Regions from separate parts of the Homo sapiens genome. Here region 1 is linked to region 2. A link is a loop called in an ENCODE intact Hi-C map of the cell type or tissue named here. Cell type or tissue: natural killer cell. All regions are shown on one strand. Each heading gives the region's core, and the rest is flanking DNA. Links, peaks and the distances in the headings are about the cores only.

Region 1 (16,499 bases), core at 5,150-13,149, 97 kb after region 2:
CTAAAGTTAGGTTTCTTGCTAGAGTAGCTGTAACTACCAGGCCCAATTATTATAACCTGGTTTCTGCCTTCATCTCTCATGGTATTGTGGGTCTAGCAACATTTGCCTGTTTATAAGTAGCTTAAAATATTTAATATTTTAGAATCAGGCAGATATGGTTTGGCTCTGTCTCCCCATCCAAATTTCACTTTCAATTGTAATAATCCCCATACATCAAGGGTGGAACCAGGTAGAAGTAATTGGATCATAGGGGCAGTTTCCCCCATGCTGCTCTCATGATGAGTGAATCTCAGGAGATCTGATGGTTTTATAGGTATCTCGCATTTCCCCTGCTTGCACTCAATCCATCCTGCTACCCCATGAAGAAGGTGCCTGCTTCTCCTTTGCCTTCTACCACGATTGTAAGTTTCCTGAGGTTTCCCCAGCAATGCAGAACTGTGAGTCAATTAAACCTCTTTCCTTTATAAATTACCCATTCTTGAGTACTTCTTCATAGCAGCGTGAGGAATGACCAATATACAAACCACTCAATTTTGAATTGGTAAGAAGTTATTGGATCTATTATGAGCTATTTTGAAATGGCTGAAATATAAATAGTCTAGATTAAACTAAATTATCAACACACACAAGAGCCAGTTGAAATTGGAACAACTTCTCAAGAGTGTAATTAAACTGTAAACCAAGGGAATTAACCAGAAATTTTTGTTCTTGTTAAAACAGGTTCGCAATGGCTTGCTTTCTTAAAGCAGTTTGATCCAGTTTTCAATTGATCATATTTATACTAGTTTAATTTGGTTGAATTCAATGTGAACAGGCCAGAACTAGTTTAATCCAGTTAAGTTTACTTGGGATATAAAATTATACTCCTTATGTACATCTTTGAATTGCTAGTATTTAATTCAGGGTCCAATATAGAGTAGGAATTTAATGTATGAGTGAAAACCATGGATGACTAAAATGGAACAACTGGGTATTAATCTAGTAGATAAGGGTACTATGCACCCCAAGAGAGAGGCTAATAATAACTGAAGGTCCAGCACTGCTCTGTCCAATACCATAGCTTCTGGTCACATTCATCTATTAAGCATGTGAAATGTGGTTAGTCTGAATTAAGTTGTGCTAGAAGTATAAATTACATGCTATATTTCAAAGATTTAGTAAAAAAATTTCATTAATTTCTTAAATTTGATTACATATTGAAATAATATTTTAGATATATTAATTTAAGTAAAACATATTATTAAAGTTGATTCTGTCTTTCATTACTTCTTTTTAATGAGACTGCTAGAAAATTTTAAATTACATCTATGACTCTCATTATGTTTCTGTTGGGCAGTTTGGTATAGACTCTAAGTCCTAAAATGCTATGTCCTGCCACTGTTCACTCATTAAAAGCGTCCATCAACATCCATTCAACACCTGTGCTCACAACAGGCCCAGGACAGTTTTCCATAAACAACAGGAACTTGCACTTGAGTAACCACAATTCTTGGCATTCAAGAACTATCTTACCTGTTCTTCTAAAAAAACAAACAAACAAAAAAATCTTATCACTCCATCTGTCATCAAATTCTGCATTTTCTTTAAAACCTGTTTTTCTGTCTCTTCCACTGGATTCATGCACTCTTGCATACTAAACTCCCCACTTTTAATATTCATTTATCTTATACTTCTGTTTCATAGATATGTCTCTTAAAATGGAAAAATACATTTATATTAGAGTTAAAATCACAAGCATTTCATGACTTCCATGATACCCAGCCCTTCTCTGAACCACTTTATTTTTTTCCATGTTTTATTTAACCAACATGGTATTACTATGTGCCAGGCACTGCTCTGAACACTTTTCTAATGTCAACTCATTCGGTCCTGAAGCCTACCTTATGAAGCTCATTCTACTCTTGTCTCCATTTCACTGATGGGAAAATAGCACAGAAAAGTTGTCTTTTGCCCAAGATCATGCAGCCAGTGTGTGGCAGACCCAGGATTTGAACCGGAAAATCTGGCCCTAGGATTCATACTCCTCATGACTTACTTAGCCTCCTGTGGAGAGGTGATCTTCCCGTCTGAATGGCCTCATTACCCCACAGCTTGCTCTATACCAGGAACATATGAACAACTTGTCTCAATCATTCCCAGGTTTCCCTTTGAGCTTCATTAATGAAGCTTATAAGATTTATCTGCTCTCCACCCTAGTGTGCCAGGGTCCTTCCTTTTGATTTCCAAGATACCGATAATCTAATCTACATTAATCAAAATTATGGCACTGATAATAGAATTCCTTAAATTTGTAAAGGGCCTTCAGCTTAAAAAGTATTTAAAGGTACAATTATAAATCACCAATGTGTTGAAGGGAGAAAATGTGCTCATTTTGACCGTGAGTTTTGGAGAAAGTAACTCATTTCAAAGAAGGATCTCTAATGCCAGGATTTCAGGCATTGTGACAGACCACCACGTGGGAGAGCATTGGCATCAACAGGGCTTATTCTACCTGCATTTTCATCAGGGTCCTCTATTCTTTCATTCATGTGTACATGTCATGTTTTTCTCACCAAGGAATTTGAGGCTGTTTGTAAAAGTAAATGCAATCTAACAGGATTAGATAAATAGATAAGGGAATTGTGGGTTTTTGTTTTATTTTACTTGAAGTTCTGGGATACAATTGCAGAACATGTAGGTTTGTTACATAGGTATACGTGTGCCATGGTGGTTTGCTGCACCTATCAACTTGTCACCTAGGTTTTAAGCCCTGCATGCATTAGCTATTTGTCCTAATGCTTTCCCTCCCCTCAGCCTCCACCCTCTGACTGGCCCTGGTGTGTGTCGTTCCCCTGCCTGTGTCCATGTGTTATCACTGTTCAACTCCCACTCATGAGTGAGAACATGCAGTGTTTGGTTTCCTGTTCCTGTGTTGGTTTGCTGAGGATGATGGCTTCCAGCTTCATCCATGTCCCTGTAAAGGACATAATTTCATTATTTTTTATAGTTGCATAGTATTCCATGGTGTATATGTACCACATTTTCTTTATCCAGTCTATGGTTGATGGGCATTTGGGTTGGTTCCAAGCCTTTGCTATTAATAGTGGTGCAATAAACATACTTGTGCATGTCTCTATAGTAGAATGATTTATATTCCTCTGGGTATATACCCAGTAATGGAATTGCTGGGTCAAATGGTATTTCTGGTTCTAAGATCCTTGAGGAATTGCCATACTCTCTTCCACAATGGTTAAACTAATTTACGTTCCCACCAACAGTATAAAAGTGTTTCAATTTCTCCATAGCCTTGCCAGCATCTATTGTTTCTTGACTTTTTAATAATTGACATTTTGACTGGTGTGAGATGGTGTCTCACTGTGGTTGTGATTTGCATTTCTCTAATGATCAGTGATGCTTAGCTTTTTTTCATATCTTTGTTGGATGCATAAATGTCTTCTTTTGAGAAGTGACTGTTCATAACCTTTGCCTATTTTTTGATGGAGTTGTTTTTCTCTTGTAAATTTGTTTAAGTTCCTTGTAGATTCTGGGTATTAGACCTTCGTCAGATGGGTAGATTGCAAAAATTTTCTCCCGTTCTGTAGGTAGCCTGTTCACCCTGATGATAGTATCTTTTGTTGTACAGAGGCTCTTTAGTTTAATTAGATCCCACTTGGCAATTTTGGCTTTTGTTGCAATTGCTTTTGGCATTTTAGTCATGAAGTCTTTGCCCATGCCTACCTCCTAAATGGTATTGTCTAAGTTTTCTTCTAGGGTTATTATGGTTTTGGGTTTTACATTTAAGTCTTTAATCTATCTTGAGTTAATTTTGTGTATGGTGTAAGGAAGGAGTCCAGTTTCAGTTTTCTGCACATGGTTAGCCAGTTTTCACAGCACCATTTATTAAATAGGGAATCCTTTCCCCATTGCTTGTTTTTGTCAGGTTTGTTGAAGATCAGATGGTTGTAGATGTGTGGCATTATTTCTGAGGTCTCTGTTCTGTTCCATTGGTCTATATGTCTGTTTTGGTACCAGTACCATGATGTTTTGGTGAGTGTTCAAGTCAGGTAGCGTGATGCCTCCAGCTTTGTTCTTTTTGATTAGGATTGTCCTGGCTATATGGGCTTCTTTTTGGTTCCATATAAAATTTAATGTAGTTTGTCCTAATTCTGTGAAGACTGTCAATGGTAGTTTGACCAGCATTGAATCTACAAATTACTTTGGGCGGTATGGCCATTTTCATGATATTGGTTCTTCCTATCCATGAGAATGGAATGTTTTTCCATTTGTTTGTTGTCCTCTTCTTATTTCTTTGAGTAGTGGTTTATAGTTCTCCTTGAAGAGATCCTTCACTTCCCTTGTTAGCTGCATTCCTAGGTATTTTATTCTCTCTGTAGCAATTGTGGATGGGAATTCATTCATGATTTTGCTCACTCCTTGTCTATTTTTGGTGTACAGGAATGCTTGTGATTTTTGCACATTGATTTTGTATCTTGAGACTTTAGTGAAGTTTCTTATCAGTTTAAGGAGTTTTTGGCCTGAGATGATGGGGTTTTCTAAATATACAAACATGTCATCTGTAAACAGAGGTAATTTGGCTTCCTTTCTTCCTATTTGAATAGCCTTTAATTCTTTCTCTTGCCTGATTGCCCTGGCCAGAACTTCCAATACTGTGTTGAATAGGAGTGGTGAGGGAGGGCATCCTTGACTTGTGCCAGTTTTCAAAGGGAATATCCAGCTTTTACCCATTCAGTATGACATTGGCTGTGTGTTTGTCATAAATAGCTATTATTGTGAGGTATGCTCCATCAATACCTAGCTTATTGAGAGTTTTTAACATGAAGAGATATTCAATTTTATCGAAGGCCTTTCCTGCAGCTATTGAGATGATCATGTGGATTTTTTTCATTGGTTCTCTTTACATGATGGATTACATTTATTGATTTGCATATGTTGAACCGCCTTGCATCCCAGGGATGAAGCCAACTTGATCATGGTGAATAGCTTTCGGATATGCTGCTGGATTCAGTTTGCCAGTATTTTATTGATGATTTTCACATCGATGTTCACCAGGGATATTGGCCTGAAGTTTTCTTTTTTTGTTGTGTCTCTGCCAGGTTTTGGTATCAGGGTGATGCTGGCCTCATAAAATGAGTCAGGGAGGAGGCCCTCCTTTTCAATTGTTTGGAAAAGTTTCAGAAGGAATGGTACCAGCTCCTCTTTGTATCTCTGGTACAATTTGCTTGTGAATCCATCTGGCCCTGAGCTGTTTTTTTTGGTTGGTAGGCTATTAATCGCTGCCTCAATTTCAGAACTTGTTACTGGTCTATTAGGGATTCAACTTCTTCCTGGTTTAGTCATGGAAGGGTGTATGTGTCTAGGAATTTATCCATTTATTCTAGATTTTCTAGTTTACTTGGGTAGAGGTGTTTATACTATACTCTGATGATAGTTTGTATTTCTGTGGGGTCAGTGATGATATCCCCTTTATCATTTTTTATTGTGTCTATTTGATTCTTTTCTATTTTCTTCATTAGTCTAGCTAGCAGTCTAAGTATTTTGTTAATTTTTAAAAAACAAACAGCTCCTGGATACATTGATTTTTTTTTTGGAAGGGTTTTTCGTGTCTTTATCTCCTTCAGTTTTGCTCTGCTCTTAGTTATTTCTTGTCTTCTGCTAGCTTTTGGATTTATTTGCTCTTGCTTCTCTAGCTCTTTTTTTTAATTTTATTATTATTATACTTTATGTGAGCTCTTTTAATTGTGATATTAGGGTGTTGATTTGACATCTTTCTAGCTTTCTAATATGGGCATTTAGTGCTATAAGTTTCCCTCTTAACACTGCTTTAGCTGTCTCCCAGAAATTCTGGTACATTGTCTCTTGTTCTCATTGTTTTCAAAGAACTTCTTGATTTATACCTTAATTTCATTATATACCCAGGAGTCATTCAGGAGCGGGTTGTTCAATTTCCATGTAATTGTGAGGTTTTGAGTGAGTTTCTTAATCCTCGGTTCTAATTTGATTGCCCTGTGGTCTGACAAACTGTTTGTTATGATTTCAGTTCTTTTGCATTTGCTGAGGTATGTTTTATTTCCAATTATATGGTCAATTTTAGAATAAGTGCCGTGTGGCACCGAGAAGAATGTATATTCTGTTGACTTGCGGTGGAGAGTTCTGTAGATGTCTATTAGTTCCACTTGATCCAGTGCTGAGTTCAAGTCCTGAATATCCTTGTTCAAGTCCTGAATATCCTTGTTAATATTCTGCTTTGTTGATCTGTATAATGTTGACAGTGGGGTATTAAAGTCTCCCACTATTATTGTGTGGGAGTCTAAGTCTCTTTTCAAGTCTCTAATAACTTGTTTTATTAATCTGCGTGCTCCAATATTAGGTGCATATATATTTAGAATAGTTAGCTCTTCTTGTTGATTTGATCCCTTTACCATTATGTAATGCCCTACTTTGTCTTTTTTGATCTTTGTTGGTTTAAAGTCTGTTTTGCCAGAGACTAGGATCGCAGCGCCTGCTTTTTTTTGCTTTCCATTTGCTTAGTAAATTTTCCTTCCTCCCTTTATTTTGAGCCTATGTGCATCTTTGAACATGAGATGGGTCTCATGAATACAGCACACCAATGGGTCTTGACTGTTACCCAAATTGCCTGTCTGTGTCTTTTAATTGGGGCATTTAGTCCATTGACATTTAAGGTTAATATTGTCATGTGTGAATTCGATCCTGTCATCATGATGCTATTTGGTTATTTTGCACACTGGATGCAGTTTCTTCATAGTATCATTGGTCTTTACATTCTGGTGTGCTTTTGCAATGGCTGGTACTGTTTTTTTCCTTTCCATATTTAGTGCTTCCTTCAGGAGCTCTTGCAAGGCAGGCCTGGTGGTGACAAAATCCCTCAGCATTTGCTTGTCTGGAAAGGATTTTAGTTCTCTTTCGCTTATGAAGCTTAGTTTGGCTGGATATGAAATTCTGGGTTGAAAATTTTCTTCCTTAAGAATGTTGAATTGAACCCCACTCTCTTCTGGCTTGTAGGGTTTCTGCTGAGAGGTCCACTGTTAGTCTGATGGGCTTTCCTTTGTAGGTGACCTGGCCTTTCTCTCCGGCTGCCCTTAACATTTTATCCTTAATTTCGACCTTGGAGAATCTGATGATTATGTGTCTTGGGGTTGATCTTCTCGTGCAGTATCTTAGTCATGTTTTTGTACTTCTTGAATTTGCATGTTGGCCTGCCTTGCTAGGTTGGGGAAGTTCTCCTGGATAATATCCTGAAGTGTGTTTTCCAACTTGGTTTCACTCTTCCCGTCACTTTCAGGTACTCCAATCAATCGTAGGCCCATACTTCTCAGAGGTTTGTTCCTTCCTTTTCATTCTTCTTTCTCTAATCTTATCTGCATGCCTTATTACAGCAAGATGTTCTTCAAACTCTGATATCATTTCTTCTCCTTGGTCAATTCAGCTATTGATATATGTGTATGCTTCATGAAGTTCTCGTGCTGTGTTTTTCAGCTCCATCAGGTCATTTATGTCCCTCTCTAAACTGGTTATTCTAGTTGGCAGCTTCTGTAACCTTTTATCAGGGTTCTTACCTTCTTTGCATTGGGTTTGAACATGCTCCTTTAGCTCAGCAGAGTTTGTTTTTACCCACCTTCTGAAGCCTACTTTTGGCCATTCGTCCATCTCATCCTCTGTCCAGTTCTGCACCCTTGTTGGAGAGGCATTGTGATCATTTAGAGAAGTGGCACTCTGGCCTTTTGGGTTTTCAGCATATTTTGTTATTGTTGTTGATTCTTTCTCATCTTCATGAGTTTGCCTAGTATCGATCTTTGAGGTTGCTGACCCTTGGATGGGGTTTTTGTAGGGACTTTTTTCTGTTGATGCTGTTGTTGTTGCTTTCTGTTTGTTTGTTTTTCTTGCAATGGTCAGGTCCCTCTTCTGTAGGGCTGCTGTGGTTTGCTGGTGATTCACTTCAGGCCCTATTCATCTGGTTCACTACCATACCTGGAGATGTCACTTGAGGAGGCTGGAGAACAGCAAAGATGGATGCCTGCTCCTTTCTCTGAGATCTCTCACCTTGAGGGGAACTGACCTAATACTAGTGGGAACACTCCTGTATAGGGTGTCTGACAAACCATGTTGGAGGGTCTCACCCAGTTGGGTGGCATGGGGAGCAGGAACCATTTAACAAAGCACTTTGACTGTCGCTTGGTGGAGGGGGTGTGCTTTGCTGGGGGGAAACCCATTCGTCTGTGCTGCCCAGATTTCTCAGAACTAGCAGGAGGAAAGACTAAGTCTGCTGGTCTGTGGAGACTGTGGCCACCCCTCTCCCTAGGGGCTCAGGCCCAGGGAGACCAGAGTTCTGTACCTGAGCCCCTGGCTGGAGTTTTCGGAGTTTCTGCTGGGAGGTCCCACCCAGTAAGGAGGGATGGGTCAAGGTCAGGCCTGAAGAGGCACCCTGCAATCTGCCACAGCAGGTGTGTTGGACTGTAGGGGATACCTCTTGGGAGTAAGCCGTCTAGCCTCCCTGGCTCCAGCAGGGGAAAAGCACAGCCTGAAGCTACAGAGAGGGTTGCTGCCCTTCCCCCACCCTAGGAGCTTAGTGTGTTAGGCTTTGATCAGACCCAGTGTTGGCTGTCACACCTCCCCCAAGGAGCTCAAACGGCTTAGACAGAAGGCAGCCGCAGCTGTGGTGCTGGTCACCCCTCCCCCGGGAGCTCAGCAGGCTTAAGCAGATTCTAGCTTAATGGCTGTTGAGAATCTGCACAACTCCATGGTTGAGACCCCTAGGCCCGGGTGGTGTGAGCTCATGAGTGGGATCTTCCAATCCGTGGGTTGCACAGTTCTATGGAAAAAGCACTTTTTCCCAGGCTGGGTAGCACACTCACTCACTGCCTCCCTTGGCTGGGGGGTGGGGGCATCCCTGCCCCATGTGGTTCTCAGGTTGGCAGTCACACCACACTGCTCTTCCTTCCTCTCCATGAGTCATGCCAGCTGCCTAGTCATTTGTGATGACAGAACCTGGATACCTCAGTTGTTGTTACAGGATTCACATGCTGTTATGGTTCTTTTTGTTGGGAGCCTCTGATCACAACTGCTTCTAGTTGGCCATCTTGGCCCTGCCCATCAGAAATTGTGGCTTTTATACATGTTCTCTGCAGTGGGGATCCAAATACTTGCTCCAGTTGCCTGGCACCACCATGAGGGCCTGAGGATCAGAGGTACAAGGCACGCTTCAAGCTTGCACAGTTTCTTCTTTTCTAGTTAGAGCTTTGCCCCAATCAAGCTGGTGAGCATAACTGGAGTTATGGTGTGCACCAAGTAACCCTGGCTCCTTTTAAAGGAGAGTCCAGAAACTAGCATGAGCAGCTGATCTAACCTTCCTTTTCTCTAAATCCTGTTCAGATTTCTACTTGGCTGTCCAATGCAGGGTACCTCCCAAACAGAAGTCATTTCCAGCCCTTGATTCACCATACCAATTCTCGGGAGACAAGAGAGGAAGATAAGAGAAAATGAGGAAATTAAAATGATGTGGGAGAAATGTCTCTGATTTTGTTTGGGCTCTAATTTGGTTAGTCCTCTCATTAAAACTCCACCTTTCTACAAACAATATGGCAACCTAATTTAGGTAGCCTAAGAATTCCATTTTCACTTTGAACTATTTTAGAGCTCTCCTTCCCTGTGGATGGAGTAAGGCCTTGAGGGTGTCTTTGGAACTGAAGTTGCTGGGGACATGACAGGGACCATCTGAGTCAGTGAGAGAAGAGATTACACATGGAAAATGGGCACAATGAGAGAAATATAAAATAAAGCCATATGGAAGATGAGCCAACAGGAATGCACATCTTAAGATACTATACACTTGCTGTAAGTGGTCTACAAAGTTGGTTCTGAGCTTCCTAGGAGCCAAAGGAAGGGAAAAAAACAATCATTTTTAAGAGGGGAAATGTCCACATTATAAAGTCAACACAGTTAGAAGAAATACACATTTCCTTGTAACTCAGATATTAAAGAAATTTTGTTTCAAGATCCTTATTAAGGGACTATGGCTGACAGGAACACATTGTTCTCACTAACATACCTTTATTAAATTTCCCAAAACTTATCACACTCTTTGACATGATGAAAATCAGTAAAAACAAATCCAAAAGAGCTGTTTTCTTCAGGTAAGGTGCTATGTTATATAGTCAGCATACTTCCATAACTAACCGATAAATCACTGGAGTCACTTATAAATGAGATTTGGGTTTTATGCTTTTTAATTTTTTGATCATTTCTATCAGAGAAATTTAATTAATGTAGATAAATCAGAGACCTCATTTCACTAATTTCAGTCCTTTTCCCCACTCCTGGAGTTTTCTCTACCAAGTGTCCATGGTACCCTGATGTTGTAATCTGTCCACAACTGATTAAGGGCAAGCTCTTGACCTAAGGGAAACCCATTGCTAGGCTGAGCGGAGCTAATCGGATTCTCTCCACTGAGAAATTAAACCAGGAAAAACACAAATCCCGCTATAATGATTCATTCTGGAAAAACAAGCTGAAAGAGCAGAGTGCATTTATGGCAAGCCAAAACACACCAAACTTGTGGGGAAAGAGAAGCCCTGACCCTTGAGGAGGAAGTTAATGCCTGCAATCCTTGCTGTATTGCTGCCTCTGTCTCTTGTCAGGGGGAAGATGTATTTCACACTGCTATAATGACATACCCATGTCTGGGTAATTTATAAAGGAAAAAGTTTTAATTGATTCACAGTTCTGTATGATGGGGGAGGCTTCAGGAAACTTACAATCGTGGAGGAAGGGGAAGAGGAACATCCTACCGGGTGTCAGGCGAGAGAAAAAAGTGTGTAGAGTAAAAGAGGAAGAGACCCTTAAAAAAACATCAGATCTTGTGAGAACTCACTCACCATCACAAGAACAGCAAAGGAGAAACCGCCCCCATGATCCATCCTAAAGGTGATCCATCCTAAAGGGATCCAACCTAAAGGTTCTTCCCTTGACACCTGTGGATTAAGGGGATTACAATTCAAGATGAGATTTGCATGGGGACACAACCAAACAATATCATTCCACACCTGGCCCCTCACAAATCTCATGTCCTGTATTTCAAAACACAATCATGCCTTCCCAGCAGCCCCCCAAAGTCTTAACTCATTCCAGCTTTAACCTCTAAGTCCAAGTTCAAAGTGTCATCTGAGACAAGGCAAGCCCCTTCCACCTATGAACCTGTTAAATCAAAAGCAAGTTAGTTACTTCCAAGATAGAATGGGAGACAGGTGTTGGATAAGTGCTCCCATCACAAATGGGAGAAATTGGCTAAAACAAAAGGGTGACCGGCCCCATGCAGGCCCACAACCCAGCAAGGCAGCCATTAAATTTTAAAGCTCTGAAATGATCTCCTTTGTCTTCATGTCCCACATTCAGATCATGCTGATGCAAAAAGTGAGCTCCCATGGCCCTGGGCAGCTTTGTCCCTGTGGCTTTGCAGGGTACAGCCCTCCTCCCAGCTACTTTCACAGGCTAGCATTGAGTGTCTGCAGCTTTTCCAGGTGCATGGTGCAAATTGTCAGTGGATCTACCATTCTGGGGTCTGGAGGATGTGGCTGTCTTCTCAAAGCTCCACTAGGCAGTGCCCCAGTAGGGCCTCTGTGTGGGGGTTCCAACCCCACATTTCCCTTTCACACTGCCCTAGCAGAGGTTTCCCATGAGGGATCGGCTCCTGCTGCCAACTTCTGCCTAGACATCTAGGCATTTCCATACATCCTCTGACAACTAGTCGGAGGTTCCCAAACCTCAATTCTTGACTTCTGTGCATCTGCAGGCTCAACATCACATGGAAGATACCAAGGGTTAGGGCTTGCACCCTCTGAAGCCATGGCTCAAGCTATACCTTGGCCCCTTTTAACCACGACTGAAGCTGAAACAGCTGGAATGCAGGGTTCCATGTGCTGAGGATGCACAGAGTAGGGGGCCCTGGGCCTGGCCTCTGAAATCATTTTTCCTCCTAGACCTCCAGGCCTGTCATAAAAGGGGCTGCTGCCAAGATCTCTGACATGCCCTGAAGATATTTTCCCCATTGTCTTGGTGATTAAAATTCAGCTCCTCATTACTTATGCAAATTTCTGCAGCTGACTTGAATTTCTCCCTAGAAAATGGATTTTTTTTTCTATCATATCATCAGGCTACAAATTTTCCAAACTTTTGTGCTCTGCTTCCCTTTCAAACATAAGTTCCAATTTAAAACCATCTCTTTGTGAATGCATAAAATTGAATGCTTTTAAGAGCACCTAGGTCACGTTTTGAACCCTTTGCTGCTTAGAAATTCTTTTCCACCAGATACCTAAATCATTTTTCTCAAGTTTAAAGGTCCACAGATCTCTAGGGCAGGGGCAAAATACTGCCAATCTCTTTGCTGAAGCAAAGCAAGAGTGATCTTTGCTCCAGATCCCAATGAGTTTCTCATTTCCATCTGAGACCACTTCAGCCTCAACTTCATTGCCCATATTACTATAAGCATTTTGGTCAAAACCATTCAACAAGTCTCTAGGAAGTTCCAAACTTTCCCAAATCTTCCTGTCTTCTTCTGAGCCCTCCAAACTGTTCCAACCTCTGCCTATTACCCAGTTCCAAAGTCACTTCCACATTTTCAAGTATCTTTATAGCAGTACCCCACTCAACCAGTACCAATTTACTGTATTAGTCCATTGTCACACTGCTATAAAGACATATTCAAGACTATGTAATTTATAAAGGAAAGAGGTTTAATGGACTCACAGGTCTACATGGCTGGGAGGCCTAAGGAAACTTACAATTATGGCAGAAGGCAAAGGGAAACCAAGACACCTTCTTCACAAGGTGGCAGGAAGGAGAATGGACACAGAAGGAACTATCAAACACTTATAAAACCATCAGAACTTGTGAGAACTCACTCACTATCATGAAAACAGCAAGGGGAAAACTGCCACCATGATCCAATCACCTCCCACAGGGTTCCTCCCTTAACATGTGGGGATGGTGGGGATTATAATTCAAGATGAGATTTGGGTGGGGACAGAGCCAAACCATATCAGAAGCAGTAAGACATATCTTTTTTCTCCCAGACTCTCCACCCTGTCACTTTCGTCTCCATATTTTCAGACAAGTCTTGCCTTGGATGTCCTTCTTAAGAAATGGCAGTGGAGCCTGGAGTCATTGCCTTGATGAGGGCAGGAATAAGGAGGCAAGCTCTGGGGAAAACAAGAAACTGGTTGACTGAGGGACTATCATACTGATAATGACATCTGATGCTTATGCTGTTAAATGTATTCATTTATGACAAGACAGTTGAGCACTTTGAAATGAAATCTTTAAAAGTACCTCATGCACTGTGGGAGAAAATACCCAGGTTCCTGAAGGAGGAAATCGACACTCAACTCTCTAGGAAACAGAATGTAAAGCATTAACTCAAGCTCTTGCAGATTAAGATGGCAGTTTGCTAGAGCAGACGACCTGGGAAAATCAATACAGCAACAATTACCTCTACAGTATGAAAGCACTGGCCAACCTAAGTACCTTTGAGATTCCATTTCATACTACAGAGGAGTGGCTCCACTTCCTAATGGATGAGCATTTTAGCTCCTACTGTGTAGATCTCCCAAACACTAGTATCCTTTCAAGAGTGCCTACAAGGCCTTTCTTGATATTCCACTAGACGACCATGAAACAGTATACTCTGTGAAGCAATCTCTGGCCAGAGTGAGCACTTATTTTTATCAGGAAGCAGCATCTTTCTACTTGGCTATGACAATCAGGTCAGCTAAATATGTCATCCTGTTTCCCAACCCCATCCATTAGAAGGTAATACCTCTTTCCTGCTGAGCACTTTTTCAAATTGAAAAACTTCAAGGACAGCTGCAATGCACTGGAGAGTGCCCTGTGACTAAACTGAAGGACCCTAAGTGCCAGACACATCCAAACTGACATCTCTGCCAAGTGCCCAAGGCACCCCTTCAGTTGCCTGGCTCAGCAAACACAGACAGTACCAAAGCAAGCTCCCACTAAGTTCAAGACTCTTAGAGCCGATGCCTGGAGGATCATTCCCCAACTATTTCTATTTGGCAATATCAGAACTTCAGTAATACTAATAGTGTATTTCTGTCATTGAAATGCTACTCTTAATGTTTATCTTATGCTTTCCTTAAACTCCTCCTGGTTCTGACCTTGGTGAGCTTACCTGGCCAGTTAGAGCTGGAGCAGGTGCTTGGTGACCACAGCTACCTATTTACATTGCTTGAATAGGGACTGCTTTGGTAATGCCCAGAAAGCTGAATAAGTGGAAAAGATGTTCGCAGGGGTTTAGGGGTGGCACATCTGGATCTACTGAAAATTTAACATAGCTTTCTTGATGGGCAAATCAATTTTTTTCACTCTGTACTCTGTCATGAAGAAATTAACACGATTTTAGAAAAATCTGTGCTGACATTTGACACTGACTTTCTCATTTACTAGATATACTACGAAACAGTGAAGAAACACTTCCCCTTAACCAGCTAATGCTGGTCAGACTCCAACAATTAGTTATTTTAGAAAATAATTTTTAAAAAAGTTTTCTAAAAAAGGGAGCTACTGGCCAGGCACAATGGCTCACGCCTGTAATCCCAGCATTTTGGGAGGCCAAGGCGTGTGGGTCACCTGAGGTCGTGAGTTCAAGACCAGCCTGGCCAACATGGCAAAATCCCCCCCTCTATTAAAAATACAAAACAATTAGCCAGGCATGGTGGCACATGCCTGTAATCCCAGCTACTTGGGAGGCTGAAGCACAAGAATCGCTTGAACCTGGGAGGTGGAGGTTTCAGTGAGCTGAGATCGCACCACTGCACTTCAGCCTGGGTGACAGAGCAAGACCATCTCCAAAAAATAAATGAATAAAGATAAAAATAAAAAAGACAGAAAAGGAAGCTACTCACAGAAAGGATGGTGGAGGAGATGAACAGATAGAAGCATAGAAGAGAGAGATTATGCAGCTTGTGAAAAAGACCAAGAGGGAAGCTGTCAGTGAATCTCCCAATTCCATACCCAGGGGGACAGATGTATCCTTAAAATAGCTCCATTTTTTGTCTGAATGGATTGGAGTTGGGTTTTTTACTGACATCCAAGCAGCCCCAACTACAGAAAGAGTAGTAAGATGAGCAAATATTAGAAAGATAGAAGGAAATGATAGTTTAGATAATCTGCTGAGAGGATATTTTGGTCCTGAATAATGGAAGATGGAAGAATTTAAACACATTGTTAGAATGGAGTGAAGTATTCACTGAGCTACACACCACATTACTCTTTTTAGACAAAAGTGTTTGTCTTGTGGAGAAACGTAATTTAATTCAAGTGATAATGGACACTGGCTCTTAAGGTAGTCAGTCTTCAAACTAAGATTCCAAACGATTTGTTTTGGTTTGTGCAAACCTGTAACAGTAAAATGTCTTGAAGGGTGCTCCTTCTTTCATGAAATCAAAGCTTTAAGAAAGAGTCCAGAAGGGAGTTACTAGATAGATATGTACCTTTTGACACTGGTATTCATAGTTTGCGGCCCTGCAAGATAATCTGAAACCAATAGTCCCATGATCAAAACCAAACATACAGAAAAAAAAAACATAGAAATAAACAATATCAAAAGAAGGTGAACTAGATCCTTTAATTGTGATTACAGAGAGAGCACGATACAGAAAACAAAGTCTGTGGAGCTTGTGCTGCAGTGGCTGTCACCCTTACAACCCATCAACCAGGTGCCCTTGAGTACATTACTTAGATTCCAGAGCTACCGGGTGCACATTTGTAAATAAGCATAATACATTCTAACCAAGATTATTATAGAGATTAAATTATATAAACAACATAAACGTTTCTGATTTGTAAAAATCTTTCAGTGCATGTTTATTTCCCCATTTTGATATTGGTTTGGTGATAAGATGTACGAAACATTACAGATTCTGGAATCAAAAGGAATATCTAAGATTCCAGTAGAGAGGTCAACTGTTTCCTGTTAATCAGTTCTTCCCCATATTCCTTGTAAAAGAACGAGCTCCTTCTATAAACATTGAGAAGGGCAGTCATTTGTTTTGTGTGGAATTGTACAGCATGGTGGTAGGCATTGCAAAGACATCTTCCCAAGTTCTCACTTACTGATGTTTCTGAGATAATATTTCCATGTTTGGCTGCTTGAATTCATAACATATTTACTCTCTCAATTCTGAGTGCTTATCTCCCTAAGCCTGGTCTGTCACCCAGTAAGACACCTAACTTGAAGGTGTTCACAGACAGGCCTGAGAACCCTTAGGATCTGGCAAAATTCTTCTTTCTAAAAGTGACACATAGTCAAAATGCTAAATAGTCAATAAAAAGTATCTTATTAGTTTTAGGAAATACATTTTTAGATCTTGAGAAATCATACATAAATTTAAAAGAGAATATATTGACTATGACTCACTAAGATGATTTTTGACCCAGTAACGGGTTGCTACCTGCAGTTTGAAATACATTTACTT
Region 2 (16,499 bases), core at 4,714-12,713:
TTGCCCTCTTGTTTATAAAATGATTTTATTAATCTTCAGAGTTTTGCTTTACTAGTTCATGAAAGGACACTTTACTTAGTGCCACAGTTTAAAAAGGAAGTAATTGTTGATGCAGTCTCAAAAAACAGGAGTACCTAGGTTTCATTGGCTTTGTGTTGTATCTTAACGCACTGCCACGGAGCTTGGGGGGAAATGCTCCTAGAGAATGATGATTGTGATGCTGTTCCTTTGAGTTGCTTCACACAGAAATGTTTTGAAATCTGAAATTCTACTTTGCCATTTTCACGAGTTATTTAAAGCATTCCTTCTGCACACTTGAGAACGATGAAGATTTGAGGGTGCCAAGAACTAGCTTTAGGCTGACTGGGAGTGAATTCTTGTTTTGGAGTCCACGTATCTTCCTACCAACATCACATTCTCTTGAGGAATGCTAAGAAACAATGTGGATTTTAGAGATTTTTCACATTGCCTTTTTATTTTCTTAAAGATCATGTTTGATTTCATTTTTCTTTCATTTTGCAAAATTTTTTTTAATTTTCTGCATTTGAATTCTCTGGAATTAATGAAAACTTCACCCCCCTACTGCCTCCCCACCACCCCCTCGCACACACACACACTCTGTATTGTTGGGTTTGCTATGACAATAGAGAAGAAGGTAAGATCTCCTCCAGCCAGTAAGCTGAGAGGCTGGCAATTGTTACCAAAATCAGAAAATATTTCTAGCTAGGTATATGTCTCCATGAAAATCTCTCTGTTTGTATTGCCCCTCTCATGGTCGCTCCTAACATGATCCCTTTATCTGTGTACATAAGAATTATTTTTAGATGGATCTCCTTCTGTTTACACAGTATCCTTTGCTGTCTACCTTCTTTATCTAGCTAATAGCAGATGTTTACCTACTTGCAAGGAATATTTCTCTAAGGAAATATTAGGGATGGGAAAAGAATCCCTGTCTCTTTAGCCCTGAATACTCAGGACTTTTTCTTTTTTTGATATGTACCATGGCATATACATTTTAATTAATCCCAAACTGCATTCGAAGAGGGGTTTACATGTCACCAATTATTTTGAATGAGGGTTTTTCTCTCCCATTTGAATGTTAAATCATCATCTGTGTTTCAACATCTGTGGAAAATGCAGCTATAATTATTGTAAATAATATATTTTCCTAAGTATGAATTTGAAATGTGGTCAGTTTTGTTGACTGTTTTCTTTGCTTTCCTTTTTTCTCCAGCAGCTCAAAAACATCAATTGTCTTACTGTGGGTGTTTTCTGAAGTACAGTCACAAAGAAAGATTGTGAAAATGACAATGTTGTGCTTTATATTTTTTATCTTGTGTTGACTTCCATATCAAAACTGCTAAGTTGGGAAGACAAAGGATGCCTCCCAACTGCAGGCAACACAAAGCTCTTTTGTATTCTGACTCTTCTCTTCCTCTTACATCAACATCAATAAGTATTTTGTGGGAGAGACTGAAATGTCAGTCTTTCCGGGGAGCAATCAAGTCCAGTTTATTCTTTGCTCCGTAATTAAAGCCTGTTTCTGTGAGAAAAGTAAACCAATACCCCAGCAGCCGAAGATAAACTACGGTGCTATTTTTAATCTACAGCGAACCTTTCAACAGTATGAACCCTTTGAGACTTGCTACAGTTTTGCATTCTTGAGCCAATAGAAAAAGATTCAGGGAAGACAATAGTGGGTAGTCTAAAGGTATTAAAATTGTGTGTCTTATTTTAAACACTTGTGTTGAAACAAATAGCATTACAAAGGAGCTGGAAGAAAGTGGAGGATTTAATGAATGTGCTGCAATCCTTTAAAATGCGGATGCAGTTCTTCTTTCTTTCCCCAAGGAAGTGCCAAGCCCAATCCCAATGCCTGACTTTGCTACAGATTTGAAAATATAAAAAATGAATTATTAGGCAGAAAGGGAGAAGAGCTTAGCATTGGTTATTAATTGGCACTTCTCTTCAAGTCCCACTGTAAGGGGTCCCCTAGAGCTAGCTCCCTCCTCAGCTCCCATCTGACTGCCATGCTGTGCTGCTGGGCCACCCTTGTCCTCAGAACCTCTTCCCCTGCGTCTCAGCCTCCTCTTCCTGTTTTTGTCCCCTAGCTCCTTTCTCGAGAAAAGAGAACAATCGCAACACCACAATAATCTCATCAATTCAGAAAAGCAAACTTTCAGTTTCCAATACCAGGTAGGGTAAGAGATTCCTCCATTCAAGCCCTCTCTTCTATTATTTGATTATTCGTATAACACAAGGTACACTAAAAAGATTTCCTAAACCAAATACGGGCTTTTCCCAAAGATAATGTTGAGTCAAACCTATAAAGTTTTTAAACAATAGTATTTTGAACAGGTAATTCCTTTATCCTCAGGTTTTGGGTCCCCAAAAGTACCTTCTCATTATAAGTTGCTCTGCTCTTACACAGAAAATGTATTTATACTATGTGAAGATTTGTAAAGGATTTCCCAGGAGAAACACCACCCACAGCCCTTGTTTAATGTATCAATCCTCTTTTCCAGCACTATCCGATCAGTATAGAATGCAAGCCAGAAATGTGACCCACGAATAAAATTTAAAATTTTCTCCTGGCCACATTAAAAAAAGTAAAAGGAAAGAAGTGAAATTGATTTTAATATTTTTATTTAATCTAATATAGACTCCAAATTATCATTTTAACATGTACTAAATATTAAAACACTATTCATGATATTTTTTTCTTTTTTATATAGAAGCTTTGAAATGCATGCATATTGTGCACTTACAGCATATCTCAATTCTTTTTTTTTTGATACAGAGTCTCGCTCTGTCACCCCAGGCTGGAGTGCAGTGGTGCCATCTCTGCTCACTGCAAGCTCCACATCCGGGAATCACGCCATTCTCCTGCCTCAGCCTCCTGAGTAGCTGGGACTACAGGCGCCCACCACCACACCTGGCTAATTTTTGGTTTTCTTTTTTTTTGTATTTTTAGTACAGATGGGGTTTCACCATGTTAGCCAGGATGGTCTCGATCTCCTGACCTCGTGATCCGCCCACCTCGGCCTCCCAAAGTGCTGGGATTACAGGCTTGAGCCACCGCGCCCGGTCACAGCACATTTCATTTCTGATCAGCTACATTTCAGTTGCTCAATAGCCACGCAAGGTGGCTGCTGCACTGAACAGCACAGCTCTACACTTAATGACATGTCAGTATTTCCTTCATACCAATTGAGAGACTGAATACTCAGATGGACAATGCCAGGCCATATATGACAATAAACTCCAATCCACATAAGAAGCCCAGCAAGCTAAACCCACACCCTCCACAGCAACTGGTCCAGAAAGGTCAAGACTTGGTCAATAACTGACAGTTTCTATCTCTCTGTCTCCAACTCCCTCCTTCCAACTCAGGCCCAATCAGAGGAAGTCCGGTACGCTCCCTAATCAATCACATGAGATGTCCTTATTCTAGTTAGTGTCTTGGCTTCACATGTTAACAAACTCCAATCAGAGTGCACCTGGGGCCTTCCCTTTACTATACAGCTTTCCCACTCCCCTGCCTGCCTGTCAATCTTTTGTCAAACACAAATGCTGGCAGCTGACAGCATGCTGTAGCAAGCTCTAAATAAATAGCCTTTGCTTGCTATCATTTGGGTGGTCTCAGGCTATTTCCACAGGACTGGAGCATCATTCAATTATGTGGACTTTCTCCCTTAAATTTGAGAACCCAGGTCTTTGCTATTAATGCTGTGATGAACATATACATGCATGTATCTTTATAGGAGGAGAGTGTATATTCCTTTGAGTAGATACCCAGTAATGGGGTTGCTGAGTCAAATGGTAGCTCTGTTTTAAGTTCTTCGTGAAAACACCAAACTACTTTCCCCAATGGCTAACCTAATTTACATTCCCAACAGCAGCATCTAAACATTCCCCTTTTTCCCCACAACCTCGCCAGCATCTGTTATTTTCTGACTTTTTAATAACAGCCATTCTGGCTGGTGTGAGATAGTATCTCACTGCTGTTTTGATTTGCATTTCTCTAATGATTAATAATGTGAGCTCCATGCAGAGGGTGCTCTTCACCAAGGCAGTGTGGGAGTAGAGCAGCTGCATTTTCCTGGAAGCACACACACTGAGGCTTTTTCAATAAATCACTTTCAGGTAGGGGCAGACAGATGTTCATCAAGATGAAGGCAGAATGTGGCATGCTGCTAGTAGGGACCTGAGAAAATGGCCCTTCCTCACCTCTGCTCAGAGGACAAATGCTTTCCAACATGGAGAGAAAAACAGAGTTTGATATTCCTGGTTTTTCACAATCCACTTCCCAGTCTGTCACCTGGGCCTGAAGAGACATTTTAAAGCCCTCTGATCACACTGGCTGGTGGCTGAGGTTTTTAGGAGGAGCAGGCCACATGTCTGCCCACCACGTGGGATTAGCACTTCATTTTTGGCTAAAACTAAAGTGGGGAGAAAGCCCAAAGAAAGGCCACTTCTGTGGCTGAACAAACAGTGGAGTAATATGTATAAATGTTACAAAGAAAATCTGCAGAATGTTTGCAAGCCCAACAGTGTAAATGTTATTTTTAAGACTCAAAAGAAATTTAATCAAGGCAAATAGAAAAAGATGTTTTTCAGAATTAAGTAAAAATGTGTCCATTTCTTGCTAAAAATTTTTGAGAAAATTTTTCCCAAATAATGACTCTCGGCTTAGAATTCTGACCCGTTAAAACTGATTTAAAATTACAATGAAGAGGCCAAGACAGAAGCCTTTGAGTACTAAAGTTGCCATTCAGTGGAAAGACTTGTTTAGAAAAAAGTAAAATGAAATCCATTTTCATAGCTAAGCTAAGAAAATCATGAGGCTTTCTAGAAAAAGCACATCTGATTATTTGCAAGGCATTTAGGATCTGAGTGTTCAGGGTTCCCTGTTGCTGTATTTTCCACATTATAGCCACACGTTGGCATAGGGAACCTTGGGGATTTGAAAGAGCCTAAATCCGTTTCCACAGTTCATCACCCCCCACTCCTGCAATAACTAGTTATCTGGCATTCTCCCACCCAATCTGTTTCAAAATTTTATATGAAATGCACTATTTCTCAGATTCTATTAAAAAAAATTCCCTCTGACTATAGCTCTGCTTTGAGATATTATTACACAGTGAGACTGTGCCATTCCTGCCTTCTAACAGATTTACAATGCAAATATCATCCAAAGAGGAAAATTACATCACCTTACTATGAAGATGAGCTTTAGTTCATCAATCACTGATTGAGAAACTTAGCCAAATATGAATATAAATGTCCTATCTCTGTTGGACAGGACACAGAGCAGTGGTTTTGATTTGGTCATAACTTCCATTGCCCGTAAGCCTTGATGTCTGCTATCTTGCCTGTGCAGCAACGGTCTTATCTAGGATGTGAATTTCATTGGAAAGCAGGCTGTCTTCCAAAGTGAAGGGGTGAGAAAGAAAAACCAGACTCAGAGGACTAACGGCATTTTCATTCGTGAACAGTTCAGATTAACTCATAAACAACAGAAACATTTTCACAGCCAGACAATGGCACTCTGTCCGCTGTCAATATTTCTCATGTTTTGGAAGAAGCCTGACCAACCAGGATGACCTCTTGCCATAGCAGTGTGGCTATTCAGGCTAGTTCCAGGACGCAGTGCTTGTCCCAATGTAATTACATATGCTGCTTGACATTAGGGAGCCACTGGAGAAGTTTATTAAAAGTAATTTCCGGCTGGCCACAGTGGCTCACACCTGTAACCCCAGCACTTTGGGAGGCCGAGGCAGGAGGATCATGAGGTCAGGAGTTTGAGACCAGCCTGGCCAACATAGTGAAACCCCATCTCTACTAAAAAAATACAAAAAAAATTAGCTGGGCATGGTGGCAGACACCTGTAATCCCAGCTACTTGGGAGGCTGAGGCAGGAGAATCACTTGAACCCAGGAAACCGAGGTTGCAGTGAGCCGAGATCACGCCATTGCACTCTAGCCTGGGCGACAGTGTGAGACTCCATCTCAAAAAAAAAAAAAAAAAGAAAAGTAATTTCCACCTTTTTCTGTTTTAGACTTTCGGTGTCTGTTGTTGATATTTATTGAGATAGAAACACCATTTGCCTGGCATAGTGGCTTATGCATGTGATCCTGGCAATTTGGGAGGCTGAGGCAGGAGGATCACCTGAGGTCAGGAGTTCGAGAACAGCCTGGCCAACATGGTGACACCCCATCTCTACTAAAAATACAGAAATTAGCTGGACGTAGTGGCCTGTGCCTGTAATCCCAGCTACTCAGGAGGCTAAGGCAAGAGAATCACTTGAACCAGGGAGGCAGGTTGCAGTGAGCCAAGATCACGCCACTGCACTCCTGCCTGGGCAACAGAGGGGGACTCAGTCTCAAAAAAAAAGAAGGAAAAAGAGAAAAAAAAAGAAGCACTGTCACAAAGTAACAAAGAGATAAGAGATTAAGGGAAGTCCTTCCCTACTTCCATATATACACATAATGGAAGAGGTCCTAGCTGTGCCTTCTCCCATGTGGCCCTGTAGTGAGGAGCCATAGGCAAACTTCCCTATCTCTCCCCTCACTCCTTGCCATTGCCCATTGCCTCCTTTCTAACCAGAATCATCCATGGAAGGTGGACAGTCTAAGTGCCTCCAGAACCATATAGTGTGATTTGAAAGCTTCCAGAGATTAAGGCTATTATGGTGTCCATTTGGTGTCATATTTAGGTGTTCCATTACCATTGCTGATGACCTCAGTGGCATTCAATCAGCCATTGGTGATGTGTCACTCTAGACTTCAGGGATTTGTCTTCAAATGTCTTGCATGGTAAGTCCTCTGATAACATACCCATCTTTCCTACTAGATTATAAGTAGCTAAGTATGTGTGTATATATTCTTAGCTGGTCTTTTATTCTGAGTCATTTTTATGTATTGACTCAAATTAATTCTCACTAATTATTACCTATTTGTAATAAGTACTATGGCTATTTCATTTTACAGATGAAGAAACTGAGGCACAGAGTGATTAAGAAAGTTGCCCAAGATTTCACAGCCAGTAGGTGGCCAAGCCAAATTTCAAACCCAGCAGTTTGGCCCCAGATTTGAAGCTCTTCACCACTCATATACAATATTGCTTCCTGAGAGAAGCATTTTCCTACGTTTTCCTTATCTGTTTGTTTCTAGCATCTAGTACAAGTCCTGGAATGTAAGAACCTTAAATAAATGCTTGTCGAATGGGGGATGACTTGAAGGCAGAGTCTGTATGCAATATTCATCACGCGGGGTATAGATGCTCAGCTGACATGATCCTTGAGGTGTACTAAGTGAGACATCCTCTCACAGGCTGATCCTGGCATCGTCTCTTTTATTCCAATCTGGGCTCCTCTTTCTTAGCAGTCTAGTCCTTCCTGAGATTATCAATAAAGCAAAGGTGATAACAGCATTGCGATCCTATCTCTACCTTCTAATCTTTTCCTCACTCATACTAACTTATCTCTTCCAGTCCCTCTTTCTGTTTCAAAATGAAATGTGAAACCTCTATGTATTAAACAATGAAACAAGAAAAACCCACAATCAGCTCTCCATACTAAATTATACAGCAAAGGGGCTGATTTAGGAAAGTCTTCCTTGAGTAGGTTAGTTTAACTTTACTCTGATCCAATCTTCAGGAATGTCATTGGCTAAAGAAGTCATTTTAGTCATGGTGCAATCTTATTCCAGACCTAATCCCCACCCAGTGGGATAAGTCAGTTCCTTTTGCCTCATAACATTCTTACTTCATCAAACTAAAATATTTTCTATCCACTTTCGTATACTTATTTTGGAAAGCAATTGAAGCAGAATAGGCACATACCTTCTATATGTTCCTGAAACATGATTGAGTGCTAACAGTTTCAACATTGGGAAGGCAATGTTCCACTTCCTGGAGTGGATACTCAGATTGTCTAGAGGTCAAGCACTGTTTCCTAATCAGGAGACTGTTATGGAAGGAGGGTGGGGGGCATTAACTGAGCCTTGGGCTTCCTCACAGATCAACAGGTGAATCCTGAGCATCCCGTAGAGTCTGGTGTGAGGATACAGCAATGACTAAGACAAGCCTCTTGCTTCAAGGAGCTCATAGACTATCAGAGGAGACACACACTCTTTCTCAATATGTTACTGACTGTAATAGAGTCTACGCAACATGAAAAAACACACACAGGATTGGCTGCATAATTTGCAGGGTCCAGGGCAGAATGAACATATGGGTTTCCTTTTTCATAAATTGTTAAGAATTTTAAAATGTGTTAAATCAAATGCAGGGCCCTTGGGTTACACAAGCATGAAGCAAGCCCTGCATACATAGAAGAGGTAATGGGATCAGGGTATGGGACACTGAAAAGGCTTCAAAAGAAACTTAAAGTGAATGTGGTTCTTGTAGGATGACTAGGAGTTGGCACATGAAGAAGTGGGGAAGGACATTCTGAGCAAGAAAAGAGAGCCTACACAGTAAGAAAGCAGGGTATGTGAGAGCAGGTTGTCAGTCTATGAGGATGACAAAGTGTGTGGCCAGTGTGTAGTGTCTTAGACTGAAGGAGGCCAGGTGACATATCTACAGAAGGAAGTTGAGGTCAGGGTGTCAGAGGCTTAGTGAAATGAAACCACAAAAGAACAAGGCCAACCGTAGTTTAATGATAGTTTCACCACTTCCTGCCTGTGAGCTCATGGGTAAATGACAATATCCCTGAGCTTCAGCTTTTTTTATCTGAAAATTGGGGCATTCTAGTCTTGGCTCAGCCTTTAGCCCACAGCTAATGAAGCTGTGAGACCTTAAATAAGTCACTTTCCCTCTCTGAGCCTCACTTTCTTCAAATGTAAAATGAGAGACAAGGGCTAGATGAGTGGTTTCAAACTGGGCTCTGAGAAAGTGCCTTAGAGGATATGGAGGGGATGGGTGACGACAAGACGAAAGGCCAGCAGATTTCAGCCCTTCTTGCCATCACGCTTACACTAGAGCAACTTCATTTTTATCAGTGTTATATGGGTATGTGTGTGAATATATGTTTATATCAATACATGAACATATGTACATGTATATATGTATATATGATATGTATTACATATAATATATGCTATGTGTATTATAGTATGTATTTATGTGCATATACATGTTATGTTATATGACAAATATATGCTATATTGTAATGTGTATATTACAACACATAAGTACTATGTACATATTTATGCAGAAAAGTGTCTGAATTTTCACATCTGTAAAAATAAGGATATTAATAATCCCTAATTTGTAGGATACTATAAAGATTAAACATCTAAAATACATGTAATATACTTTAAAAAGTGCCAGGCACAGAGTAAGCATTGCTAATTCTTAGCTCTTACTTTTTTTGAGCCAGAAGTTAACCAAGAAGGCAGTCCCTACCTTCCCTAGGTATGGGGAAGACAGCAGTGAACAAAAGACACACACTTTGTGGGTGTGTGGGTGCTCAATGTATTTGCTGAATATATGAATGGACAGGGTCTTCGACTCCTTTGCACTAGTTTCTAGGCTAAGGTTTTTGATACAAAAATAAACAAAACAAACATGGGTACGGCCCTTGTGGGTATTACGCATATAAACTCACAAGTGAGGATCAACTGGAATTGTTGCTAAGTGCTTTACTAGAATTGCAGATTACATCTAGTTTGAAGAAATAGTTTCCACCCTGCTAACAGTTTAACCTGCTCCAGGAACGAATGTTCCTAGCTCCCCAACAAAGTTGTAAATTGTCACATTTTTCTAATATGCGGGGAGCTAGGCAGAGACTGTGGGAATGAGAGATGCCTCATTAGGTAGCAGGATCAACTTTGCTAAGTCTTTGGGCAACTGGAAATAAAAAGTAAGAATGCTTCATTTCTGTGTAAATCACTTTTCCCTAATAGGCTATACTGTCTATATTTATTCTATGGCCACTGTGGGAAGTGAAGGAGGAAAAAGAGATGGGTCCTGTCATCAAGGAACTTATCATTAATTGGAAAAGACAGGATCAAGACACATTGACAAAATAACGGCAAGGACCTCTCTCCACCCACTGCTGCCATTAGCAAAGATATTCCCAACGGAACAATGTGATTGGATTGGACTGGACTTGCTCTGGAAAGGTTTAAGAAACTTGAGTTTACAGCGGAGATGGGAGAAGAGATTCTGAGGTGTCTGAAAATGGGCATGGGACAATTGGTCAAATGGCAAGGCTTCTTTTGGGGGCAATGGCATAAACGGGTGCTAGAGTGAGGCAGGTGCTAGGGTGGGGGAAATGAGCAGAGATCACATCAGAAAGCTAGCAATTTGAGAGCAACTGAACAAATTTGCAAATGCAGCCATGGACACTTCCTGTTCCTCCGACTGCTGAGTATTTTCACAGCAACCAGCATTTGTGTCAACCCACGAGGCCTCACTGTGTAACTATATCCATTTGTCAATATCTATGCTGCAGCAATCATTTAAGCCTACAAGCGTAAGGAGAAGTAACACCAAGGCTCCCAAGGCAGCCGTAATTCACCCACTTTGCTCATATGTGTTCATTTGGCTTCTAAATGGATTGCTTATTTTATGGCATGTGCAGTATGTAAGAGTTTTCTTAGAATTAGTTTAAATTGTCCTTAATCAGAAATATGTCATGCAACAGTCTTTTTCTCCAGATGAGTATTTTACTCAGTAGCACATAGCCTGAGTCATTAAACCCAAAATTACAGAACCTGAAACAATTAACATTTTTCATTCCTACTGGTTCTATTTTGCCCTGCCTACATTTGGGGGAAGGGGAATACTTGAAGTTCTCAGGGAATCATTTGAATAATGATATCATTCTAACAATTTGAAATTCTTATCTTCTTTAAACTATGTAATTGTGTACTTAACAAGGTGGGAGAAAATGTCTTTTCACTCACATTTTTTTCCCAATGCAGAGACTGTGATGAAAATGAGATAATACAGATTTATGTCTGCTGGCTTGGCAGTCATTTTACACCTACCTGGACTATGAGATTGAAATCAAATCGGAGGCTCCCTATCCAGGAATGTAAAATTTGTTGTCTAAATAACTATATGTGAGCAAATCAGATATGGATAAGATGTTTCCATTATCATCGTGTGTGGGAGCTCTGATTCATGACGTCCTAGCTGTATCTACACTGGCTGTATCAAAGCTTCTCTTTTTGATTTTCTGTATTTGCTACGGTTGGGCAGGAAATTCTGCTCTTGTTAGCTTCTCCACTAGTAACAACAAAGAAAAAATGTAATAAAAGGAACTACGGGAATACATTTTATGTATAGTCTTGGTTAACAGACAAACCCATTGCTTGATAAGGAATTATAGAGAAAAAGTGCAAAGAATTCATAGAAGCAGGAGGAGTTTATTTTGCTCATACTATATAAGCCTCAAATTCCAAAATGCCAAATTGGGGACCATTTATATTTCCATTTTTTTCTGGAGCCTGTTGTTGACTTATTACTAACAATCTTACTACTTACAATCTTATTACAATCTTATTACTAACAATCTACTTTCGGTTTGCAAGTAGAAAAGAAAACCTGTAAGATGCAAATCTGTTTTCGTCCTTCAACTTTATAAACTCTATTTGACTATATTTAACTTTGCAAACAGAAAAATGTGTATCTACCAATAGTTGCAGTATCCATCACGGCCTTGTTTGCAAACCTACATCTGATTTTGGTTTCTTAAACAAAGAAAAGAATTTTTGTTTCAGAAGGAACATAGTAAACATAAGGATCTTTTAAAGGGAACAGCCTGGCAGAGACACCCCACCATTGTTGGAGAGCCACCTGCCACTGGTTACTCTCACGCAACTACCGTGAATAAACCCTCCTCCTACTTTTGTTAAGGAACTTGAAGTCCCAGGTAGGACGATGCAGCTGGCGGATACTAAGTTTTATGACTGCCTGTGCCCTGCTTTGAAGCCATGGAAAGAAGGAGTTTTTCTTTTTAGAGTCCATAATCAAAGCAAAGACACTATATTCTTACAATACTGTATCAGTAGGAACTATCTCTCAGATGAGAAAAGGAATTGCATACTATAGTCCTCCTAAATGACACAGGTCCTCTATTACCTCTTTATTATTGACTTTATTTTAAAATAACAGATTATTAACATATTGATACTTTTTAAAAACATAACATCAAACAATTCTGTGTTCTTGGTATTTGTTATGCCTGACAGTAAACCTCTCAAGGCTCATTTTCTATTTAATGGGAAGATAAAATTAGAGGGAGAAGATGGGCATGCTGATATGTGCTTGTAGTCTCAGCTACTCTGGAGGCTGAGGCAGGAGGATCACTTGAACCCAGGAGTTTGAGACCAGCCTGGGCATGAAACTCTGTCTCAAAAAAAAAGCAGCAGGGGAGTTTTCACATTTAACTAAAATGTCAATATCTCTCAGATCTCCAAGCACTTTAAAATGTGTAATTCCCCTTTTTAAATCCTAACTCCATGAACACGATATTCATTTCAAAATAGAGTACTATGTCCAGAATGCTCAAGAAAGCTTGTAGGGATGGATGGCTTCCCAAAAGCCATTATCAGCTCCTTTTCCCCTGAACATTTCAATACGGAGACTGGAAATACATATACTCTCTAAGCCCTTTTTGCAGAGAGAGATTTGTGTGTAACCAACTGCCAGCTCGTGATATGTAGACAGAATCAGGGAACCTTCTAAGAAAGTTTTGGTTTTCTGAAATTAAAGTATAGGTGCAGCCAAAGCAACACTTCTCACTTTCCTCTACTTTCTATCTTGAGTACATTATGATACCTAGAACTGAAGTGAAAGGCCAGCCTTAAGGGAAAAGCAAAAAAACAGAGAGAAGATGGTCCTGATATCTCATGTCTGACATTGTTGGGTCCATGACAATCAATGTCCAGATTCAGACTTCTTGCTCTTTTTCTTTGGGTCCTTAAGTCAAGCTTGCAGTGACTTGCAGTTGAAGGTTTTCTTCAGTAATATGATGGTTTTAACAATTCATATCCATTCATAACTGAACATTTCAAATAACAATACTTCTACTATTTACTGAGTGTCAACTTTGGAATAGCACCATGGGAAGTGAAGTGTAATCCATACTCTCAAGGAGAAAAATAGTTTACATAAAGAGATGTGTAACTAATATAATGTGGTAAAAACTAAAATAAAGTTGTGTTCACTGAGATGTGAGAACACAGGTTAGGATGTATTTAATTTTGATCTTTATTCAGTAAAATGAAATTAATCTGGTAAAAGAGCCGGTGGTAGCCTATTGAATAAGATGATAGGAATACTTAGTGTTTCACAATGAATATTTTTAGAATAAATTATTATTTATCTTGAATAATGAGGATAATGCTTATTATATGGGACTTTTCACATAGCAATCTTATTTTATCTCACAAGAACTATGGTGAGGTGAGTATACATACACACATGTAGGAAACTGAACCTCAAAGAGTCTAAATCCAGCTTTCTCAATCTCAGCACTGTAGACATTTTGGGCTAGATAATTCTTCATCGTAGGGGCTGTCCTGTGCCCTATCAGATGTTTTGCAATGTCTCTCGTCTCAACTCACTTATAGCCCATCCAGTGCCAATCATAATCCCAAAGACACAATGCTGAATGTCATAATGCCAAATGTTGAAATCCTGAAAGATCGAAACCCCTAAAGTATAAACCCCTAAAGTCTAAAATCCCTAACAGCTGATTGAATCCCCAAACTATAATGACAGACTTGAAATTAAGTGTGATCAAGGCTTCTAAAAGAACATTTCAAGTTGTTAACCAATAAATTTTGCTTTTTCATTCAGCCCAATGCATTTAACAGAAAATTCAGATGAATGGATTGGCCACATGATATGACAATAAGGAAAACTTCAGTTTAAAAATGAGTCATTTGCCAGCATTGGCAACCCTTCCAGCTGATGACATTCCAGGAGCTTTTAATGAATTAAAGCTGCATTTTCCTGAAGAAGCCAGTGAAGTTACTGGCTGGTTAGAAAATAATTATGTGCATGGTAGGATAAGAAGTCACTTATGCAACAGTGTTGCTGTTCCATCACCAGTATTGTTTCTGCCAAATTTGTGGTCTATATATGAGCACATGTAAAATGAATTTCCTTGAGCCCAGAACAACGTAGAAGTATGGCACAGAATATGGGAAAATGTAATAGAAAACGCTTATGTCAGTTCATACTGAATTATAAAAAAATTTCAGAAACAGCAGTGCCATGTAGAAAATGAATGTGATGTATTCTCTGAGAAGAACCACGCCCTAAGAGGAAGAAAGCAGTTACTTATTGTGTTGCAAGTCTTCAAAATACAGTTAATGATGGGGAAAGTTGGCCAGCTCTTAGGAGCGACCTCTATGCAATTTGCCTATAATCCATCCCTATAATATACAGTTTTCATATGCTAATTTTTCTTTTTAGTGTTTTGTTTTCTTTTTTAGTGTTTTCCCCCACTATTTTAAATTGTCAGCATTATTTTTTGCAGTTCGATATACTATGTATTTTACCTTCACATCATTTTCAATATTGGAGGCATACATTGTGTAAAGACTTTTAAAGAGTTCTAATTTCTTGTATGCATCTTTTGCAAATTTGATTAGACAAATATAACAACATTGATATAGTGTGTTTGTATTGTGTGTATATGTAAAAACTTTACAATTTCCTCAATCAATGAAGGGACGTTCTTTTTGAACATCTGCATTCGTGAAAGATAAAATGCCCCAAGATCTTGGCTCTTTGAGCATCTGCCTATGTGGTCCTGACTCATCTCAGTTTTTGATTAGTCTCATCAAAAGTCTTAGGTTGTCTGTCATGGTTTTTCAGATGACTGCAGTTATATAGGCTATTCTTAAATTCATCTGCTTATAACTGTTATACTCATGCTACTGTTGCTAGCATGCTGGAGTGTTTATACTTGCAAAAATATACATGTTATTACTGTCCCTTTTATGTATAAAGCAGCCTATGAAGTGTTCTGTCATATTTTATGTTTCTCAAATAAACCACCTTTTATAAATGTAAGTAAAACCAACATTTTAAAATGCAAATTTTATAAAAAATTTATAAAGTTATTTTTTCCTAGAATTATATTTTCAGTATTTTGACATTTCAGAATTGTGATTTTCATGATTTTAGATTTTAGGAATTTTGGTCTTTCAGGATTTCAGCATTCAGGATCATAGTGTTCAGGATTATGGTCCAAACCTTAGCACCACCTGCCTAGATCCTGCTTATAGTACCACTACCCGAGTTGTGAAAACCAAAAATGTCTCTGGACATGGTCAAATGTCCCTTGGGGCAAAGAGATAAAATATTCCCACCCCTGTCCCCCATTGAGAAGTGCTGGTCAAGGTGACTTATAAAAAATCATTCAGAAAGTGTGACAAAATAAAAACTAAGACCTGTACCACCTACCACCTATGCTCTTTTCCTTGGAGAACTTGGACTCAGAGGATAAGATAACTAATTACCTTTTGTTTTGTTTTGTTTTGTTTTTAGACAGAGTTTCACTCTTATCTCCCAGGCTGGAGTGCAGTGGCATGATCTCGGCTCACTGCAACTTCCGCCTCCAGGGTTCAAGCAATTCTCCCGCCTCAGCCTCCCGAAAAGCTGTGATTACAAGCGTGTGCCACCATGCCCAGCTAATTTTTATATTTTTTAGTAGAGACGGGGTTTCCCCACATTGGCCAGGCTGGTCTCAAACTCCTGATCTCAGGTGATTCGCCAGCCTCAGCCTCCCAAAGTGTTGGGATTACAGGCGTGAGCCACCACGCCTGGCCAAGATACCTAATTACTAAAACTACTTTCATTTACATTCACAGATAGGAATGAAACCACTGTAATTCACAGATGGGGATGCCCACAGATCATTCAAAGCATGCACTTTCCAGATATAAAATCAAATCATCAAGTATTAAATAGACACCTAACACATGAAAAGGATTATGTGAGGAGCACAGAGAGGAACTGTAATATGTCCTGCCTATTTTATGTTTCTATTTTTCATATTTCTCTTAATTTCTGCCACTGGCCTACTTACCCCAGATTCTAGGGCCAATCTCAAAAGGAGAAATTTAAACAACTGTATATCAGTAGAGCACAGTCACAATAATAATTTAGCTTTTGCTGATGTTGTACTCTGGTGTACTCTAGTTCAGGGCAAAAGTTTTTTGTAAAGGGCTAGATAGTAAACATTTTAAGCTTTGCAGGACATATGGTCTCTGTCGTAACTACTCAACTTGTCTTTGTAGCTGGAAAGCAACCATCGATAACATGTAAATGAATAGTTGTAGCTCTGTTCCAACAAAACTTTATTTGCAAAAACAGGTTGAACTTGGCCTGTGGCCTATAGTTTGCCAACATCTGCTCTGGTGCAATGAATTATGTTCTTTACTTATTTACCAAATCTTTCTTCCATCCATACTCGTATCCCAATTGCAGTCTACAAGTTCATAGGCACAGGAAATATAATGTTATTT

The links. Peaks named below come from ENCODE experiments on the same cell type or tissue, not always from the same donor. Only the 100,000 strongest peaks of a DNase experiment are listed, where the experiment ranks them.
Region 1: a loop joins it to region 2, with 12 times the contacts of the local background. A loop is called at or near these places in 3 of 110 quality-filtered maps.

The regions. Positions count from the first base shown.
Region 1 is chr9:7,872,201-7,888,699 of GRCh38, reverse strand. No RefSeq gene overlaps it. Among named protein-coding and RNA genes, the nearest start is that of DMAC1, 81 kb to the right of the region's middle. RefSeq lists enhancers at 8,073-8,573, 8,574-9,074. In natural killer cell, for the core only: no CTCF peak of the experiment used is centred there; DNase peaks (open chromatin) are centred at 8,619 and 8,949.
Region 2 is chr9:7,968,685-7,985,183 of GRCh38, reverse strand. No RefSeq gene overlaps it. Among named protein-coding and RNA genes, the nearest start is that of DMAC1, 180 kb to the right of the region's middle. RefSeq lists an enhancer at 8,324-8,433. In natural killer cell, for the core only: no CTCF peak of the experiment used is centred there; DNase peaks (open chromatin) are centred at 8,623 and 10,373; H3K27ac peaks cover 3,159 bases.